2 separate regions of the Homo sapiens genome follow, and region 2 is linked to region 1. Evidence: read pairs that join two places in POLR2A ChIA-PET (ENCODE). Cell type or tissue: GM12878. All regions are shown on one strand. Links, peaks and the distances in the headings refer to the core of each region. The heading gives the core; the rest is flanking DNA.

Region 1 (11,775 bases), core at 3,327-8,326:
AAAAAAGGAAATAAAGGAGGGCTTTGGGATACTGAATGACTGGGAGATGGAAATCTACTTTCAATAGTGTAGTCAGAGAAGGCCTCACTGAGGCTTTCTATTGCCATTGCTATTTTAGATACTTGCTTAAAGAAAGAGAGGTGGTCTTTTAAAAAGTATATTCTTGATTAAGATAATGGAGAGAGAAGAGGAAGAAAAAAGGGATATTACAACCTGTAGCTGTATAGGGGAAAGGAAGAGAAAAAAGATAGGGGATAGGGGATAGCAAAGCAAACTTTATTTGCTTTGTAGATAGCTGTATAGGGGAAAGGAAGAGAAAAAAGAAAAAGAGAAGCTTGAACTTTATTATTTGCTTTGTAAATAATTTGTGACCATTGACTTCCATTTCAAGGATATAATAATGATAGGAATTGGCTGGCAGGTACGACTGGATTCACGATGGGAGCCCTTTCTTTAAATTATGCCACTAGGTCTTCTCTGAGGTGCCTTCTATATAAATCAGGATTCATAATCTCCCTGATTTTACAGGAGCCAGGAACTGAGTCTTCTTTTCTTTCTATCTCTCATAGGAATAAAAGGGGGAAATGAACATTTTTTTATACTACCGAGGTCAGGTATCCTTGGGTCTAATGTTAAACTTAAAACAGAAATTTCTGAGAGAGCCCTTTTATCCTTTGTTATTTAGAAAATACTTGACCCTCCTGTGCCCTTGCTGTATTGGTGCGAGACAGAATGGTTATATATATATTTTATTATATAAATAATAACTATATATAATAATATGTTATTATATAAATAATAACATATATATTTTATTATATAAATAACATATAATCATATATTATTATATAAATAACATATATAATCATATAGCATATATAACCATATGTAGTTATATATAAATGGTTATTATATATAACATATATAACCATATGTAGTTATATATAAATGGTTATATATATATATTTATTTATTTATTGTTGTTGTTTTGTTTTGTTTTAAGTTCCAGGGTACATGTACAGGATATGCAGGTTTGTTACATAGATAAACATGTGTGCCATGGTGATTTGCTGCATCTCTCAACCCATCACCTAGGTATTAAGCCCAGCATGCAATAGCTATTTTTCCTAATATTCTCCCTCCTGCACCCCTCCTAACAGACCCCAGTGTATGTTGTTCCCATCCCCATGTCCATGTTTTCTCACTGTTCATCTCCCACTTGTAAGTGAGAACATGCAGTGTTTGGTTTTCTGTTTCTGTGTTAGTTTGCTGAGGATAATGGCTTCCAGCTCCATCCATGTCCCTGCAAAGGACATGACCTCATTCCTTTTTATGGCTGCATAGTATTCTATGGTGTATATGTACCACATTTTCTTTATGCAGTCTATCATTGATGGGCATTTGGGTTGATTCTATGTCTTTGCTATTGTGAATGAACATATGCATGCATGTATCTTTACAATAGAATAATTTATATTCCTTTGGGTGTATACCCGGTAATGGGATTGCTGAGTCAAATGGTATTTCTGGTTCTAGGTCTTTGAGGAATCATCACACTATCTTCCACAATGGTTGAACTAATTTACATTCCCACCAACAGTGTAAAAGTGTTCATATTTCTTCACAGCCTTGCCAGCATCTGTTGTTTTTTGACTTTGTAATAATAGCCAGGTGCAGTAGCTCACACCCATAATCCTAACACTTTGGGAGGCCAAGGTGGGTGGATTGTTTGAGCCCAGGAGTTTGAGACCAGCCTGGGCAACATGACAAAACCCCATCTCTACAAAAAAATACAACAAAATTAGCCATGCATGGCAGTGCACACCTGTAGTCCCAGCTACTTGGTATGGCTTGAGCCCAGAAGGTCAAGGCTGCAATTAGCCATGAGTATGCCATTGTACTCCAGCCTGAGTGACACAGTGAGACCCCCATGAAAAGAAAGAGAGAAAGAGAAAAAGAAAGGAAAAAGAAAGAAGGAAGGAAGGAAGAAAGGAAGGAAGGAGAGAAAGAAAGAGAAAAGAAAGGAAGGAGGGAGGAAGAAAGAGAGAAGAGAAAGAAAGAGTAAAAGAGAGAAAGAAACAGAAAAGAAAGAGAAAGGAAGGAAGAAAGAAAAAAAGAAAGAAAAAGAAAAAAAAAAGAGAGAAAGGAAAGAAAGAAAGCCTGGCGCGGTGGCTCATGCTTGTAATCCCAGCACTTTGGGAGACTGAGGTGGGTGGATCACCGATCACCTAAGTTGGGAATTTGAGATCAGCCTGACCAACGCGGAAAAACCCCATCTCTACTAAAAATACAAAATTAGCCAGGCGTGGTGGTGCATGACTATAATCCCAGCTATTCGGGAGGCTGAGGCAGGAGAATCACACTTGGACCCGGGAGGCAGAGGTTGTGGTGAGCAGAGATCACACCATTGCACTCCAGCCTGGGCAACGAGCGAAACTCTGTCTCAAAGAAAGAGAAAGAGAGAGAAAGAAAGAGAGAGAGAAGGAAAGGAAGGAAGGGAGGGAGGGAAGGAAGGAAGGAGGGAGGGAGGGAGGGAAAGAGAAAGAAATTAGAAAAAGAAGAGCAATTTAAAAGTTAGGGGGGAAGGGGATGGAAAGAGTAAAGATTAGAGTAGAAATCAATGAAATAGATACCAGAAAAACAGTAGAGAAAATTAGTGAAGCCAAGCAGGTTCTTTGAGAAGATAAATAAAATCGGAAAATCATGAGCCAGACTGATCACAACAAAAGAGAGAAAAGACACAAATTACCAATATCAGGAACGAGAGAGATACATCATTACAGATTCTATAGGTATTAAGAGATAATAAGGAAATATTATCAATTTTATACCAATAAATTCAATGACTTAGACCAAACGGACAAAGACACAAAGGACATTCAAGAATAAATAGATAACTTGAAGAAACAGAATTTGTAGTTAAAAATAATCTCACAGGCTGGGCACGGTGGCTCACGCCTATAATCCCAGCAATCCAAGGCAGGGGGATCGCGAGGTCAGGAGACTGAGACCATCCTGGCCAACATGGTGAAACCCCGTCTCTACTAAAAAAAAAAAATACAAAAATTAGCCAGGCATGGTGGTGCGCGCCTGTAATCCCAGCTACTCAGGAGGCTGAGGCAGGAGAATCACTTGAACTCGGGAGGAGGAGGCTGCAGTGAGCCAAGGTCATGCCACTGCACTCCAGCCTGGCAACAGAGCAAGACTCCGTCTCAAAAACAAACAAACAAACAAACAAAAAATATATATATGTATATATGTATATATATCAGAAACTCCAGGCCCAGGTGGCTTCACTGGTGAATTCTACCAAGCATATTAGGAAGAAAGAACACCAGTTCTACACAAATGCTTCCAGAAAATTGAAAAGAAGTACTTCTGAACTCAATCTAGGAGACTAGCATTATTCTAATACCCAAACAAAACAAAGACATTTCCAGAAAAGAAAACTGCAAACCAATATTCCTTGTCACAAAAATTCTTAAAATTTTAGTAAATTGAATCCAACAATATATAAAAACCATGTGGGATTTATTCCAGGAATGCATGTGGTGGTTTCACATTTAAAAATCAATGTAAACTTAAAAATTCTGGAAAAAGAAATGCGTAACCCACCATATAAAAAGAAAAAAAAAGATCATTTCAATAAATAGAGAAAAAGCATTTTATAAAATCGAGCATTCATTCCTGATTCAAAAAAACAAAAATCAAGACTGTTCATGCTGTCTCTCACCTGTAATCCCAGCACTTTGGGAGGCTGAAGCAGGAGGATTGCTTGAGCCCCAGAGGTGGAGGTTGCAGTGAGCTGAGATCATGCCACTGTACTCCAGCCTGGGCAATAGAGCCAGACCTTGCCTCAAACAACAACAAAGACCACCTAGCAAAGCAGGAATAGAAGGGAATTTTTTCACCAAGTGAAGGGCATCTACGAAAAACCTATCAAACTTAATGGTGAAAGACAGAAGACTTTCCTGCTAAAATCAGGAACAGGGCAACGATTTCCATTCTCACCATTTTTGTTCAACATTGTCCTGGAGGTTCTAGCCAGTGGATAAGGCAAGAAAACTTGAAAAAAAACAAGTTTGTTCACATAGGACATGATTGTCTATATAGAAAAGCCTATGGAATCTACAAAAAACAAAAAACAAAAAACAAAAAAAAAACGCTACTAGAACTAATAAGTGAATTTATCAAGGCTGTATATCAATATATAAAAATTGTATTTTTGTATTCCAGCAAAGAACAATTGGAAATTTAAATTTTAAAAGCAGTGTCATTTACAATAGCATCAAAAAATACAAAATACTTAGAAATAATTCTGACAAAAGGTTTACACTGAAAATTACAAAACATTGCTGAGAGGAATTAAAGACTATAGTGACTGATTAATATATGGTAACAAAGTATATCAGTTGTGGACAGGAGGTCACAGGCAGACAGGAGGGAGGAATTCCAAATAGGGTCAAAGGAAACTTTGGGAGGTAATGGATATGTTCATTATCTTGATTGTGGTGATGGTTTCTTGGGTATACACATATATAAAAACTTACCAAATTATATGTGTACTTTTTCATTTAGTACTTTTTTTTTTTTTTTTTTTTTGAGATGGAGTCTCGCTCTGTCGCCCAGGCTGGAGTGCAGTGGCCCAATCTCGGCTCACTGCAGGCTCCGCCTCCCAGGTTCACGCCATTCTCCTGCCTCAGCCTCCCGAGTAGCTGGAACTACAGGCGCCCACCACCACGCCTGGCTAATTTTTTTTTTTTTTTGTATTTTTAGTAGAGATGAGTTTTCACCGTGTTAGCCAGGATGGTCTCGATCTCCTGATCTCATGATCTGCCCGCCTCAGCCTCTTAAAGTGCTGGGATTACAGGTGTGAGCCACCATGCCCAGCCACTTTTTCATTTAATTCTATGAATTTTTTTTTTTTTTTTTTTGAGATGGAGTCTCACTCTGTTCCCCAGGCTGGAGTGCAGTGGCGCAATCTTGGCTCACTGCAACCTCCACTTCCCAGGTTCAAGCGGTTCTCCCACCTCAATCACCCGAGTAGCTGGGACTACAGGTGCATGCCACCACGCCCAGCTAATTTTTGTATTTTTAGTAGAGATGGGGTTTCACCATATTGGTCAGGCTGATCTTGAACTGCTGACCTCGTGATCTTCCCGCCTTGGCCTCCCAAAGTGCTGGGATTACAGGCGTGAGCCACAGTGCCCGACCAGTTCTATGAATTTTTAACACATGTATATATACAGAACAATTTCATCACCACAAAAAACTCCATACTATCCCTTTATAATCACACCCTCTTCTGTCTCCCAACGCAAACCCCTGACAACCACTGATTTGTTCTCCATCACTATAGTTTTGTCTTTTCAACAATGTCATATCCATGGACTTATACAATATATAAACTTTTTTTTTTTTTTTTTTGAGACAGAGTCTCACTCTGTTGCCCAGGCTGGGGTGCAGTGGCACGATCTTGGCTCACTGAAACCTCCCCTTCTTGGGTTCAGGCAATTCTCATGCCTCAGCCTCCCAAGTAGCTGGGATTATAAGCAGACATCACCATGCCTGGCTAATTTTTGTGTTATTAGTAGAGATGGGATTTCACCATGCTGGCCAGGCTGGTCTCGAACTCCTGGCCTCAAGTGATCTGCCCACCTTGGCCTCCCAAAGTGTTGGTATTACAGGCGTGAGCCACTGTGCCCAGCTTTATACAGTATATAACGTTTTGAGATTAGCTTTTTTCACTCTGCATAATGCTTTGAGAGCTTTGAGATTCCTCCAGGTTGTGGCATGTGTCAGTACTTTGCTTCTTTTTATTGCTGAGTAGTATTGTATTGTATATATGTACCACAATTTGTTTATCCATTCACCCTTGGAAGGATATTTGGGTTTCCCCCAATTGGCAATTATGAATAGAGTTGCTATAAATACTCATGTACTCATTTCTGTGTGAACATACATTTTCTTTTCTCTGAATTGTGTACCCAAGAATAAGATTGCTCACTCAATCACATGGTATGTTTAGCTTTTTTTTTTTTTTTTTTTTTTTTTGAGATGGAGTCTTACTCTGTCACCCAGGCTGGAATGCAGTGGTGCAATGTTGGCTCACTGCAACCTCTGCTGCCTGGGTTCAAGTGATTCTCCTGCATCAGCCTCCTGAGTACCTGGGATTACAGGCACCTGCCACTGCGCCTGGCTAATTTTTGTAGTTTTAGTAGTTACGGGGTTTCACCATCTTGGCCAGGCTGGTCTTGAACTCCTGACCTCGTGATCCACCTGCCTCTGCCTCCCAAAGTGCTGGGATTACAGGCATGAGCCACTACGCCCAGCCATGTTTAGCTTTTTAAGAAAATGCCACAGTGTTGTCCAGAGTGGCTGTACCAGTTAGTATTTCTACCAGCAATATATGAATGATTGGGTTGTTCTATATCCTTGTCAGCACTTGGCACTGTCAGTATTTTTAATTTTAACTATTCTAATAGGTATCTCATTGTGGTCTTGATTTGCATTTCTCAAGTGGCTAATGATGTTGAAAAACTTCTTATTTGCCATTCACATATCCTCTTTGGTGAAGTGTCTGTTCAAACTTTTGCCCATTTTTAAATTGGGTTGTTTGTTTTCCTACTATTGAGTTTTGAGAGTTGTTTATATATTCTGGATACAAGTCCTTTGTAATCTGCAAATATTTTCTACTAGCATTTAGCTTGTATTTTCATTCTCTTCTCAGTGTTATATACAGAGCAAAAGTTTATTTTTTTTTTTTGAGACGGAGTTTTGCTCTTGTTGCCCAAGCTGGAATGCAATGGTGCAATCTCAGCTCACTACAACCTCTGCCTCCCAGGTTCAAGCAATTCTTGTTCCTCAGCCTCCCTAGTAGCTGGGATTACAGGCGTGAGCCATCATGCCTGCCTAATTTTTTTGTATTTTTAGTAGAGACGGGGTTTCACCATGTTGGCCAGGCTGGTTTCAAACTCCTGGCCTCATGTAATCTGCTCGCCTCGGCCTTACCAAAGTGCTAGGATTATAGACATGAGCCACCGCACCTGGCCTGGAATGTCCTTTAAATTTCTTTCAAGAACTTTTTCTTTGCATTCACAACTTGGCTAACTGTTTTGTGTAAGAGGCCTAGCTTTCGGCCTATCTTGGCTTTTGACATGCTCTCTTCACTAAGCTTAATAATTTCTAGCTTTTAATTTAAAGTAAGAGACTCTTCCTTTCACTTGAACACTTAGAGGCCATTGTAGGGTTATTAGTTGACCTAATTTCAATACCATTGTAGCTCAGGGAATAGAGAGCACCAAGGAAAGAGAGGGAGAAAGAGGAATGGCTGGTCGGTGGAGGAGTCAGAACATAACGACATTTATTGATTAAGTTCACCCTCCTATATGGATGTGGTTTGTGGCACCCCAAAATAATTACAATAATAACATCAAAGATCAGTGATCACAGACCATGATAACAGATATACAAATAATGAAAAAGTTTGAAATATTGTGAGAATTACCAAAATGTGAAGCAGAGATATGAAGTGAGCACATGCTGTTGGCACCCATAGACTTGCTTGACACAGAATTACCAAAATCCTTCAATTTTCAAAAAATGCAATATCTACAAAGTACAATAAAATGAAGCATAATAAAACAAGGTATGCCTGTAAATGGTGCACTACACATGCTATTCTGTATAATGAATTTTTTTCTGAATACATAGGCTATATATATTTTAAGATTATTAAATAATATGACATTTAAACATAGCCAATCATATAAGCAAAGTTGTTCAGCTGTTTCTCACACCTGAAAGTGCCCCCCACACCAAATAAAACATTTTTAGATTATGTGTCCCAATTTGGACTTCTGAAAGTATGGTCACCATATGCCAAGGCATGAAGGCATTAACTGGGGAATGAGTATGGAGTTTGATGCCTTTCATCTCCTTTGCTCATCTGTCCCTATCCACATGATGGCTGCATTTGAAATGAAATAAAGTCTACATACTGGAGAATAGTTTATAAATCAATATTTTATGAAAACAGTTATATCTAATAATTTTTTATAAAATAATGTATTTATTTGAGTCTTAAGCTTAGTGATGTAATTAAAAGCCTATTTGGTTTTTTCTTAGGAATCCAAATCCTCTCTTTAATATTTAAACCCTTTAATTTGCTAAAGATAAGTTTTGTGCCCTGTTGACCACCTAATGGAACAAGCAAGTGTTGAAGATCTCTTGTGGTTTTTTTTTTAGTTGCAAATTCTACCAAGCTAACCCATTTATTGCAGTGGATAGGAGCTGGAGAGCTGTTCATTCGGCAATAATAGGCAAAGGGTGGTGGAGGGAAGAAAACTATCTTTCCAATATTTTTGCTTAGGAATTTGGGGATTCAGAATTTAGTCATAAACAACTAGATTAATGTGTTTAAATACTTTGAATCAGTTCTAAATCATTCCTTGTTTTGTAACATACAAGATCTTAGAGATAACTAAAACAGTGGTTGAAAAATTCTGTTGTGGATTGAAGATCCTCCAGAAGCATAATTCACTAATAGGCACAGTGTTTGGGGTGATGGGTAAACAAACATCTGTGTCCTGTGGTTGCCTCTCTGCATAGGAGGAGATATATAGTTTTCAGGCAAGAGATTTCTTTGGAGAGTCCACTGTCTCTGTTTTGCAAGTTATTTATTTATTTTTAATCCCAGAGATAACGAAACCATGTAGTGGCAGTAGATGGTATTATTCATCAGGAGTTTAGGATGTTACCATGTTAGGCCATTTAAAATAAGACAGAAAGGATTACTTTTTGCCAGCTGCATCATTTCTGGCAAGAGCTTACTACTTTGCTTATTGCGGTCATTGTTGTGGTTGTTGTTAACCCATCAGAGAAACTAACCACTACATTGGTTTTAGCCAAATCCTTGTCATCATTGGCCTTACATTCTTTTGGGGACCAAAGAGCACCTGGTCATTCTGAAAGCTTCCATCCCCAGTGATTGATGCTCATCTCTGCAGGCTCCTGCAGGCTCTCTCAAGCTTGCCTCCCATTTTTCCTGAAGCACCTTTAAGCATTTCTGCATGGCTACTCACTCTCTTCTATTATACCTCCTCCTCCTGCCTTACTGAATGCTGAATTTCCCAGCTCACAACTCTAAGAAGGAGCTTTATTTCAGAGTAGAAAGGGGCCCCCATATGTGGCCTATTATATCCATATCAACTTGCTTACCCTTTTCAAACAGCTATTGTCTTTTAATAGGGTCCTGCCTGGCAGGGGGAGTCCTTAATTCCTGCCATATAAGAATGGGCAGCTTGAGTTACAGCTAGCTGCAGTTTGGTGCTCTGATCAAAAGGCCTCTGTTGTTTTTTAGGGTTTTTCCCCCTCCTTCTCTCTCTCTTTCTATATCCTGTGCTAATAATTCAGCACAGCAAGGTCATTACAGGCTTTGAATTGGGAGCTGAGAGTGTTAAATTACTGACCTAGAATAAAAGAGATCTGGGGGGCTCTCAAGAAAGATAAAGTGATTCCGGCTAGTAAAATGCAAGCCCAGCAACCTCACTTCTTAACAATATTATTATTTTTTAATCCCCTCTGTCTCTAAAAGTCTTTTCTGGGACAAGGAGAGATCCCCTGCCAGAGAATTAGGTTAGAAACCCAATGACATCTTCTGAGAGTTGTGGCCCAGGTGCTGGCAGCTTATGGGCGCCTGTGCAGTTGTCCTTTTTGTCTCCCTACCTTGTCAATATTTCACTCTGTTCTACCTTGGTCTCTCAGCCACATATATGGTTTTTTTTTTTTTTTATCACGTAAGTCATATATGTTTATGACATTTCAGCTGAAAGGTAATATCCCATGAAGGGATTTCAGACATGTGGAAAGCATACCACTTAGCCCCCAAAATATCTTAAACATGACATCATCTTATTAAAAGCCACTTTCATTCCATTTATGTTTTGTAAATAATATTAGTCTGGTCCTCCCATACTTTAACAAAAAAAAAGTCCCATTGTAAATGAATTTGATGTCTCCACTCTATTCTACATTGTATCTTCTGAAGAAAGTCATTTCCATTTCTTCATACTATTTTCTTTCATATCTTTCATATGTCCTTTTTTTTTTTTTTTTTTTTTTTTTTTTGGAGACAGAGTCTTGCCCTGTCACCCAGACTGGAGTACAGTGGTGTGATCTCGGTTCACTGCAACCTCTGCCTCCTGGGTTCAGGAGATTCTCCTGCCTCAGCCTCCCAAGTAGCTGGGACTACAGGCGTGCGCCACCACACCTGGCTAATTTTTGGATTTTTAGTAGAGGCAGGGTTTCACCATGTTGGCCAGGCTGGTCTCAAACTCCTGACCTCAGGTGATCCGCCTGCCTTGGCCTCCCAAAGTGCTGGGATTATAGATGTGAGCCACTGCACCCAGCCACTACAGTTATCTCTTAAAGCCATACACTATCCATATCCTCTGGAAAATATTGATTTTCTAAGACTAATATTTTTAGAAAAGTTCCTAAAATCAACTTTCACAGATTTTCTGCACAGCAGAGTAATAATAATAAGATAGTCCCCGAATGTGCCAAGCATTTTACAGAATGCATTATTAACACATTTAACCTTTGGCAACCTTATGTAATAAGCATTCCTGTAATCACTAGTTTACAGAGAAAAATAATTGCAATACAAAGTCATACAGCCAGGAAGATTTGTCCCAGACTAGTGCTTCTTGAACTTTTTCATGTTTGTGTGAATCACCTAGGGATCTTGTTAAAATGCAGAATCAGATTTTGTAGGTCTGGGTTGGGGCCTCAGATTCTGATTTTTAACAGGCTTCTAAGTGATGCTAGTGCTGCTGTCCTTGGTTCACATTTTCAGTAGCAAAGCCATAGTCATTTTTTCTTGAGAACTACTCAAAAAGTTTTTGGTTATAACTTCCAGTTTTTCATTCCATCAGGCAATTCTATGAATATACATAGTGGATATTTCACACCTATATCTTACTTTTTAAAAAATATGATAAAACATAGCACTTAACCCACAAAATATCTTAAATGTTAGAAAATATTTAAGATATTTTGCCTCCTATTGGCCCTGCAGAAGCTGGACCTCCTGAACTGTGTGACCTACTTCAGTGGTACCTCAGGTTCTACATGGTGAGTATCCTGGGGACTGGAAGAGTGGAGATGATCAGGGCCCATAGGGGACCTGGTTAAAATTGACTATTTTAACTATTTTTAAGTGTACAGTTCTGTGGCATTAAATACATTCACATTGTTCTGCAACCATCACTGTCATCCACCTCCATAACTTTTCTATCTTCCTAAACTAAAACTCTGTACTCACTAAATACTGACTTGCCAACTTCCCATTCCTTCTGACCCCCTAGCTCCTGGCAATCACCATGCTACTTTCTGTATCTAGGAATTTGACTACTCTAGGTACCTCAAGTAAGTGAACTCATACAATATTTGTCTTTTTTGATTGGTTTATTTCATTTAGAGTAAGGTCTTCAAAGTTCATTCATGTTGTACCATGTATCAGATTTCCTTCCTTCTTAAGACTGAATAATAGTCCGTTGTATGTATGTATCACATTTTGCTTATCTGTCATTAGACACTAGGGTGGCTTCCACCTTTTGACTGTTGTGAGTAATATTGCTGTGAACATGGGTGTATATATCATATATTTGTCCAAGTCCCTGCTTTCATTTCTTTTGACTATATACCCAGAAGTGGAATTACTGAATTATATGGTAATTCCACCAATATCTTACTTTCTAAGAAACCAGTTTA
Region 2 (9,776 bases), core at 1,130-6,129, 290 kb before region 1:
CCTGCCTCAGTCTCCTGAGTAGCTGGGATTACAGGCTAATTTTTGTATTTTTAGTAGAGACTGGTGGGTTTCACCGTGTCGGCCAGGTTGGTCTCGAACCCCTGACCTCAAGTGATTCACCCGCCTCGGCCTCCCAAAGTGCCGAGACCACAGGCGTGAACGTCTGTGCCCAGCCAGCTCTGGCGTTTTAGATTCTGGTCTCTAAGAAATGGCGTTGGGGCCAGGCGGCTCCTGTGGGGGTTGGCTCTCACTAGGCCCTTCTTCCTTCCCCAAAGCTTGCTCCAGGCTGGATACAAGGGGCGGGTGACAGGCTGGGGCAACCTGAAGGAGACGTGGACAGCCAACGTTGGTAAGGGGCAGCCCAGTGTCCTGCAGGTGGTGAACCTGCCCATTGTGGAGCGGCCGGTCTGCAAGGACTCCACCCGGATCCGCATCACTGACAACATGTTCTGTGCTGGCAAGTCTGTGCAGGGCGGGCTGAGGGAACAGTGGGGCCCAAGCTGGGAGAACTGAGTTGTGCCTGGGTTCAAGCCATGTGACTTTGAGCAAGTTGCCTAACCTCTTGGTGGCTCAGTTTCTTCCTCTGTAAAATGGAGGTAAAAGTCTCTATCCCATAAGGTTATGGGAGGGTTAAATGAAGTAGTATATATTAATGTACTTGGCATAGTATCAGTCACCAGTGAGCTCAGATAGCAGCAAGAGGCTGCGGGTAGGGAAATGCCATTCATTCAGTCACTCAGCAAATATTTATTGAGCGCCTATCACGTTCCAGGCAGCGTTCTAGGGTATACAGCAGGGACCCAGACGGACAATGTCTGTGCCCTCAGAGAGCTTCCTTCCTAGGAGGGCACATCCATAAACAGATCTAAAACAGCAATCCCTGACCAGTGCTGTGAAGAAAAATGAAGCACAGGGAGAGAGAACGGCTGATGAAGTGGGCTTCTAAATAGGGTGGCCAGACAAGGTGGGCAGATCACTTGAGGTCAGGAGTTCAAGACCAGCCTGGCCAACATGGTGAAACCCCGTCTCTACTAAAAATACAAAAATTAGCTGGTCATGGTGACGCATGCCTGTAGTCGCAGCTACTCAGGAGGCTGAGGCAGGAGAATTGCTTGAGCCAGGGAGGCGGAGGTTGCAGTGAGCTGAGATCGGGCATCATTGCACTCCAGCTGGGCAACACAGCAAGACTCCATTGATCGATCGATCAATCAATCAATCAGGTGGCCAGAGAAGGTTGGAGAAGGCCTCCCTGAGAAGGTGATGTCTGGGCAGGGACTGGAAGAGGGGAAGGAAGGAGTGAGCAGGCATATCTAGGGGAGGAGCACCGCAGGCTGGGGGCATGGCAGGCACTAAGGCCCTGAGGTGGGAGCACTCTTGGCTTGTCTGGGGAGCAGTAGGGAGGCCTGGGGGGCTGAGGAGGGGCAGCAGTGGGTGAGGGGAGAGAGGGGGGCAGGCAGAGGACAGCCACTTCCTTTAGGGCCTGGAAGGACTTTATTGAGTGAGATGGGAAGTTATTGAGGGGCTTGAGGCAGGTTAAGAAATGATGTGACTGACTTTAAAAGTAAAAAATAAAAAAATTTAGTGTAATTTCAGACTCACAGAAAAGTTGTAAAAATAATACAAAGATTTCCTGTATACTGTCATCCAGATTGTCCTCCATTCTGTGGATGTGTGGGAATTTTTATATATATATATGCATAGTTTGAGAGCAAATCATGAATATGGTTTCTTTTTACCCATAAATACTTGAGTATTTCCAAAAAAAAAAAAAATACCCAAGGATGTTCTCTTATGCAACCACAATACAAATATTAAAACCCGGAAATTTTTTTTTGACATAGCTTCGCTGTCACCCAGGCTTGAGTGCAGTGGCACAATCTCGGCTCACTGCAACCTCCTGCTCCCAGGTTCAAGTGATTCTCCTGCCTCAGCCTCCTGAGTAGCTGGAATCACAGGCATGTACTACCATGCCTAGCTAATTTTTGTATTTGTAGTAGAGACAGGGTTTCACCATGTTGGCCAGGCTGGTCTTGAACTCCTGACCTCAGGTGATCCACCTGCCTCGGCCTCCCAAAGTGCTGGGATTACAGGCGTGAACCACTGTACTCGGCCAAAACCAGGAAATTTTTTTTTTTTTTTGAGATGGAATCTTGCTCTGTTGCCCAGGCTAGAGTGCAGTGGCATGGTCTCGGCTTACTTGGAATTACAGGTGCCTGCCACCACGCCCGGCTAACTTTTTGTATTTTTAGTATTTTTAGTAGTGATGGGGTTTCACCATGTTGGCCAGGCTGGTCTTGAACTCCTGACCTCGGGTAATCCACCCACCTCGGCTTCCCAAAGTGCTGGGATTACAGGCGTGAGCCACAGCACCTGGCCCAAAACCAGGAAATTAATGATGATACAATATTATTGTCTAATCTATAGACCTTATTCAAATTTTTGTTAGTCTTGCTAATGTCTTTTATAGGGAAAAAAAAAAAAAAAAGCGTGTTTCTCACCCAGGATTCAATGAAGGATCTTTCTTTGTCTTCTATGACCTTGACATGTCTGATGAGTGCAGTCTGGTTATTTTGTACACTGGCCCTGAATCCGGGTTTGTCTAAGGTTTCCTCACGGTCAGGTTCGGGCTCAGTGGTGCCATGTCCTTCTTGGTGCATCCTGTTAACTGGCACATGAGAACAATTTGTCTCATATGTGGTGAGTCTAACTCTGACCTCTTGAGGAAGGCAATGTCTGCCAAGTTTCTTGCTGTAACTTCTGTTTTTCCCTTTGTAATTAATAAGAATCTGGTAAAGAGACACTTTGATGTTTTTTTTTTTTTTTTTTTTTTGTGATGGAGTCTCCCTCTATCACCCGGGCTGGAGTGTGTGGTGCGATCTCGGCTCACTGCAACCTCCATCCCCCAGGTTCAAGTGATTCTCCTGCCTCAGCCTCCCAAGTAGCAGGGATTACAGGCATGTGCCACCACACCCAGCTAATTTTTGTATTTTTAGTAGAGATGGGGTTTCACCATGTTGGCCAGGATGGTCTCGAACTCCTGACCTTGTGATCCGTCTGCCTCAGCCTCCCAAAGTGCTGGGATTACAGGTGTGAGCCAATACGCCTGGCCTACTTTGATATTTTGTATTCTGTTTGCATCAAAACCTTCTCCCAACTAGGGTGACTACCAAATGGCACTTATCTAATTCTGTCATTCCTTCTACATTTGTTAGTTACTTTATTGCTTTCCTTCCTTTCATTCTATCAGTGTGGACTTAAGGATCCTTACTTTATTCTAAGGGTTCACCTTTTTTTTTCTTTTTTTTTGAGATGGAGTTTCGCCCATGTTGCCCAGGCTGGATGGAGTGCAATGGCGTGATCTCGGCTCACTGCAACGTCCTCCTCCCAGGTTCAAGCAATTCTCCTGCCTCAGCCTCCTGAGTAGCTGGGATTACAGGCATGTGCCACCACGCCTGGCTAATTTTTTGTATTTTTAGTAGAGACAGGGTTTCACCATGTTGGCCAGGCTGGTCTCGAACTCCTGACCTCAGGTGATCCGCCCGCCTCAGCCTTCCAAGGTTCTGGGATTATAGGCGTGAGCTCTACCGTGCCAGGCCATACTTTGTTACTACTGTTATTTTTTCTGATGCTCAGATGATCCCAAGTTTGGCCTGTGGAAGTCCCTTCAAGCTGGCTTCTGTGACTTGGGGAGATGTTCTGTCATTCTTTGAGTACTTTCTTTCTTTCTGGCACAGCAAAATGATTCAGGTTAATCCTACTTTCCTTACTGTAGTGTTGGAACCAGCCATTTCTCCAGGGAACCCTTGTAGTCAAGAGTGGAATTTAGAACTGAGATCTGGGTGCTGGCGTGTGCACATTGCTAGTGGGATGTCATTACTTCTAGGCTCTCTTAGTGGACAGAACCAGAAAAAAATTATATGATGCATATACCAATATCTCTATCATCTATATAAAAAACCATGAGTTCCTACTGAAACCTCCAATTCCATTCTAACACCACAGGATTAATTTTAGCTTTTCCTTTTCCATATTTGTAACTCTCTCTGTTGACAGTGAGAAACCTGACCCTCATTATCTGTAATGCATTTGCCTATTTGAACAATACTAGAATATAGTTTCAAAATCCTCCATCCATAACACTATTAAAACCAATCCTATGGCTGGGCTCAGCCCACTGCAACCTCTGCCTCCTGGACTCAAGCCAGCCTCCCACTTTAGCCTCCCGAGTAGCCAGGGCTACAGGCACACACCACCATGCCCAGCTAATTTTTGTATTTTTTGTAGAGACTGGGTCTCACTGTGTTGCCCAGACAGGTCTTGAACTCTGAGCTCAAGTGATCCATCCAACTCAGCCTCCCAAAGTGCTAGGATTACAGGTGTGAGCCACCATGCCTGGCCTCTCCTAGTAAATTTTTAGAAGTGGTGTTGTTAGGTCAAAAGGCAAACATGTATGTCATTTTTTAGAGATTTTTAAATTTCTTTCCATAAGGGTTGTACCAGTTTGCATTTCCATCACAGTGTATGAGAATGCCTGTTTCCCCACAACCTTGCCAAAAGAATGTCACAGTTTTAAATTTTTACCAATCTGAGAGGTGAGAAATAGTATCTTGAAATTGTTTTAACGGACATCTTTCAAATTGAAAATGAGGTTGAACATCGTATCATATGATTAAGGACCTTTTTTTTTTTTTTTTTTTTTTTTGAGATGGAGTCTCCCTCTGTCACCTAGGCTGGAGTGCAATGGCACGATTTTGGCTCACTGCAACTTCCGCCTTCTGGGTTCAAGCGATTCTCCTGCTTCAGCCTCCCAAGCAGCTGGGACTCCAGGCGCGAGTCACCATGCCCGCTAATTTTTGTATTTTTAGTAGAGACAGGGTTTTACCAGATTGGCCAGGCTGGTCTCGAACTCCTTACCTTGTGATCCTCCCGCCTCGGCCTCCCAAAGTGCTGAGATTACAGGCATGAGCCACCACGCCTGGCCTAAGGACCATTTTTATATAATTTTTTTTTTGAGACAGAGTCTTGCTTTGTCACCCAGGCTGGAGTGCAATGGTGCAATCTTGGCTCACTGCAGCCTCCACTTCCCTGGTTCAAGTGATTCTCCTGCCTCAGCCTCCCGAGTAGCTGGTTCCACAGGTGCGTGCCTGGCTAGTATTTGTATTATATAATTTTTTTGTGAATTGTCTCTTCATGGTTTTTTGCCCATTTTTTGGTCCCTTTCTTATCAATTTTTGTGAGTTCTTCGTATTTATATTAGGCCTTTATTTGTGATATACATTGCAAATGTTTTCTCCTAGTTTGTCAGTTTTTTTAACCTCATGTATAATTTTTCTGGCCATGCAGTTTAAAAAATTACTAGGTAGTCAAATTTATCAATCATTTATTTTATTAAATCTGGATTTTGAATCAGAGATAAACTTTTCCTGGCCAGGTGTGGTGTCTTACACCTGTAATCCCAGCACTCTGAGAGGCTGAGGTGGGGGATCACCTGAGGTCAGAAGTTCAAGACCAGCCTGGCCAACATGGTGAAACCCTGTCTCTACTAAAAATACAAAAATTAGCTGGGCGTGGTGGCTGATGCCTGTAGTCCCAGCTACTCAGGAGACTGAGGCTGGAGAATTGCTTGAACCTGGGAGGCGGAGGTTGCAGTGAGCAGAGATCGTGCCGCTGCACTCCAGCCTGGGTGACAGAGCAAGACTCTGTCTCAAAAACAAAACGACAAAAAACAACAACAGAAAAGCCTTTCCTGATAGCTAGGTCATTGAGGAATTCACTCATGTTTTCTTCTAGTACCTGATTTCATTTTTCTGCACTTAGATTCCTGACTCATATGGAGTTTATTTTTGTATCTGATGTGAGGCATAGATCTAATTTATTATTTTCCAAATGGCTAACTAGCTGTCTCTAAACCCTTTATTAAAAATTATTGGCCAAGTGCGGTAGCTCACACCTGTAATCCCAGCAGTTTGGAAGGCTGAGGCAGGATTGCTTGAGGCCAGGAATTCAAAACCAGCCCAGACAACATAGCAAGACCCTGTCTCTACAAGAAAATATTGGTCAGGTGTGGTGGCTCACGCCTATAATCCCAGCACTTTGGGAGGCTGAGGCAGGTGGATCATGAGGTCAGGAGATAGAGACCATCCTGGCCAACATGGTGAAACCCTCGTCTCTACTAAAATACAAAAAATTAGCTGGGTGTGGTGGCGCATGCCTGTAGTACCAGCTACTCAGGAGGCTGAGGCAGGGGAATCATTTGAACCCAGGAGGTGGAGGTTGCAGTGAGCTGAGATCACGCCATTGAACTCCAGCCTGGCGACAGAGCAAGACTCCATCTCAAAAAAAAAAGGAAAAAGAAAATATTTTAAAAATTAGCTGGGCATGGTGGCATGTGCCTTGTAGTCTCAGCTACTTGAGAGGCTGAGTTAGGAGGATTGCTTGAGCCTAGGAGTTCAATACTGCAGTGAGCTATGACCGCACCATTGCACTCCAGCCTGGGCAACAGAGTGAGACCCTGTTTCTATTAAAAAAAAAAAATCGGCTGGGCGCGGTGGCTCACGCCTGTAATCCTAGCACTTTGGGAGGCCGAGGCGAGCGGATCACCTGAGGTCAGGAGTTCAAGACCAGCCTGACCAACATGGAAAAACCCTGTCTCTGCTAAAAATACAAAATTAGCCAGACATGGAGGCACATGTCTGTAATCCCAGCTACTCGGGAGGCTGAGGCAGGAGAATCGCTTGAACCTGGGAGACGGAGGTTGCAGTGAGCTGAGATCCCTCCATTGCACTCCAGCCTGGGCAACAAGAGTAAAAACTCCGTTTCGCCAGGTGCGGTGGCTCACACCTGTAATCCCAGCACTTTGGGAGGCCGAGGTGGGTGGATCACAAGGTCAGGAGTTTGAGACAAGCCTGGCCGACATGGTGAAACCCCATCTCTACTAAAATACAAAAAATTAGCCTGGCATGGTGGTGTGCGCCTGTAATCCCAGCTACTTGGGAGGCTGAGGCAGGGGAATCACTTGAACCTGGGAGGAGGAGGTTGCAGTGAGCCGAGATGGTGCCACTGCACTCCAGCCTGGCAACAGAGCGAGACTCTATCTCAAAATCAATCAATCAATCAATCAATCTTTGAACTAGTGATTTGAGATTTCACCTTTATCACATTCTAGATTGTATCTTATTTTCATTTATTTATTTGAAATATAGACAAGTCTCCCTGTGCTGCCCAGGCTGATTTCAAACTCCTGGCTGGGCTCGAGCAAGTCTCCCGCCTTGGCCTCCCAAACTGCTGGGATTACAGACGTGAGCCACCATACCTGACCTAGGTTTTATTTTTTAGTTTTATTTTTTCCTGCATCCAGCTAATTTGATTTGATTTGTAGAGACGGGGTCTTGCTATGTTACCTAGGCTGGTCTCGAACTCCTGGGCTCAAGTGATCCTCCTGCCTTGGCCTCCCAAAGTGTTGGGATTACCAGCATGAGCCACGGTGCCCAGCCCCACGTTCTAGATTTCTATGGATAGAGTATGCTTAAGGATGAGTATGTTTCTGGATGTTCGACTCGGCTTTCCTGGTCTGTTGTCTGTCTGTGTACAGCGTCACATTGTTTTAATGATAGAGGCTTTAGCGTACATAGCTGGGAAGGCTAATGTTCTCTTTTAGTTTTTCTTTCCAGTGGTTTCCTGGCAATTCTTGCATGTTTGTTTTTCCATATGAACTTTAGTGTCAACATGCCTAGGTCTATAAAAAAGCTTGGTGGTAATTTTATTGGGATTATGACACTTCAACAAATTAACTGGGAGAATGGACATATTTTTGATGTTGAGTCATTTTATCCAAGGATAAGAAACGTTTTCCTATTTGCTCAAGTCTATTATTGTATCTTTCTTGACTGCTGCAATGTATTCTCTTATAATTTTTTCTATTGGTATCTTATTTTATGTATTTGTAATATCTTATTTTTCTTGAGTAAATTAGTTAATGGCTTGCCGGTTTTCTCAAAACAAATATCTAGGGATTTGATTTATGAAATTATTAGGCCTATTATTTTTCTTTTTTTTGAGATGGAGTCTCACTCTGTCGCCCAGGCTGGAGTGCAGTGGCGTGATCTCAGCTCACTGCAACCTCCACCTCCTGGGTTCAAGTGATTCTCCTGCCTCAGCCTCCCCAGTAGCTGGGGTTACAGGTGCACGCCACCATGCCCGGCTAATTTTTTTATATTTTTAGTAGAGACGGGGTTTCACCATGTTAGCCAGGCTGGTCTCGAACTCCTGACCTCATGATCCGACTGCCTCAGCCTCCCAAAGTGCTGGGATTACAGGTGTGAGCCACCGTGCCTGGCCTTTTTTTTTTTTTTTTTGAGACAGAGTCTTGCTCTGTCACCCAGGCTGGAGTGCAGTGGTGCGATCTCGGCTCACTGAAAGCTCCACCTCCCGGGTTCACGCCATCCTCCTGCCTCAGCCTCCCGAGTAGCTGGGACTACAGGTGTACACTGCCACGCCCAGCTAATTTTTTGTATTTAGTAGAGACAGGGTTTCACCGCGTTCGCCAGGATGGTCTCGATCTCCTGACCTTGTGATCCGCCTGCCTCAGCCTCCCAAAGTGCTGGTATTACGGGCGTGAGCCACTGCGCCCGGCCAGGCCTATTATTTTTCTATTGTGGTTCATTAATTTCTGCTTTTTTCTCTTAAAAAGTTTGCTTACGTTTTTGTCTGGTTTACTTTGCTGTTCTCTTGCTAGCTTTTTTTTTTTTCAGATAGGGTCTTGCTCTGTTGCCCAGGCTGGAGTGCAGTGGCACAGTCATAGCTCACTGCAGCCTTGAACTCCTGGGCTCAAGCAATCCTCTTCTTGCTTCAGCCTCCCACGTAGCTAGGATCAGAGGTACATGCCACCATGTCCGGCTAATTTTTTTTTTTCGAGACAGAGTCTTGTTCTGTCGCTCAGGCGGTAGTGCAGTGGTGCAATCCCGGCTCACTGCAACCTCCACCTCCACCTCCCAGGTTCAAGCAATTCTACCTCAGTCTCCTGAGTAGCTGGGATTATAGGCGCACACCAACATGTCTGGCTAATTTTTGTATTTTTAGTAGAGACAGGGTTTCACCACGTTGGCCAGGCTGGTCTTAAACTCCTGACTTCATGATCCGCCCGCCTTGGCCTCCCAAAGTGCTGAGATTACAGGTGTGAGCCACAGCACCTAGTGAAGGTGTGGTTTTTTTGTGTAGGTTTTACTGTTGTTAGTGTTGTTCTGTATTGTTTGTAGAGGATACGTGGGGAGATTTGGATAAAAGCAACTATCATTATTATCCTCATCAGACTTGTAGGTCTAACTTTTTAATTTTTTAATTTTTAATTTAAATTTTTTTCTTGGTCTTTTATCATTAATTAATTTTTTCGAGACAGGGTCTCACTCTGTTGCCCAGGCTGGAGTGTGGTGACATGATCACGGCTCACTGCAGCCTTAACCTCCCAGGCGCAAGTGATCCTCCTCTCTTAGCCTCCCGAGTAGCTGGGACTCCAGGCATGTGCCACCATGCCCAGCTAATTTTTTGTAGAGAGAGGGTTTTGCCATATTGCCCAGGCTGGTCTTGAACTGCTGAGCTCAAGTGATCCACCCGGCTTGGGCATGAGCCACCTCCCCTGGTCTGGTCCAACTTTTTAAAAGCATTATTCTGCCTGTTGGGTGGAGAATAGACTGTAGGTGGGCAAAGAATGAAGGAAACTAGTGGGTTCAGGAGCTCGAGCTAGAAGTGGTGAGAAGGGTTTGGATTTGGGGTCTATGCTG

What was found. Peaks named below come from ENCODE experiments on the same cell type or tissue, not always from the same donor. Only the 100,000 strongest peaks of a DNase experiment are listed, where the experiment ranks them.
Region 2: POLR2A ChIA-PET joins it to region 1 with 6 read pairs; 2 of 35 experiments call an interaction of 5 or more read pairs at or near these places.

The regions. Positions count from the first base shown.
Region 1 is chr11:47,012,259-47,024,033 of GRCh38, forward strand. All of the region lies in intron 2 of CSTPP1 (centriolar satellite-associated tubulin polyglutamylase complex regulator 1), which reads left to right. Among named protein-coding and RNA genes, the nearest start is that of CSTPP1, 81 kb to the left of the region's middle. In GM12878, for the core only: no CTCF peak of the experiment used is centred there; a DNase peak (open chromatin) is centred at 5,884.
Region 2 is chr11:46,729,105-46,738,880 of GRCh38, forward strand. F2 (coagulation factor II, thrombin) reads left to right here. Exons shown (of 14, transcript NM_000506.5): 12 at 276-457. Among named protein-coding and RNA genes, the nearest start is that of F2, 15 kb to the left of the region's middle. In GM12878, for the core only: no CTCF peak of the experiment used is centred there; no DNase peak of the experiment used is centred there.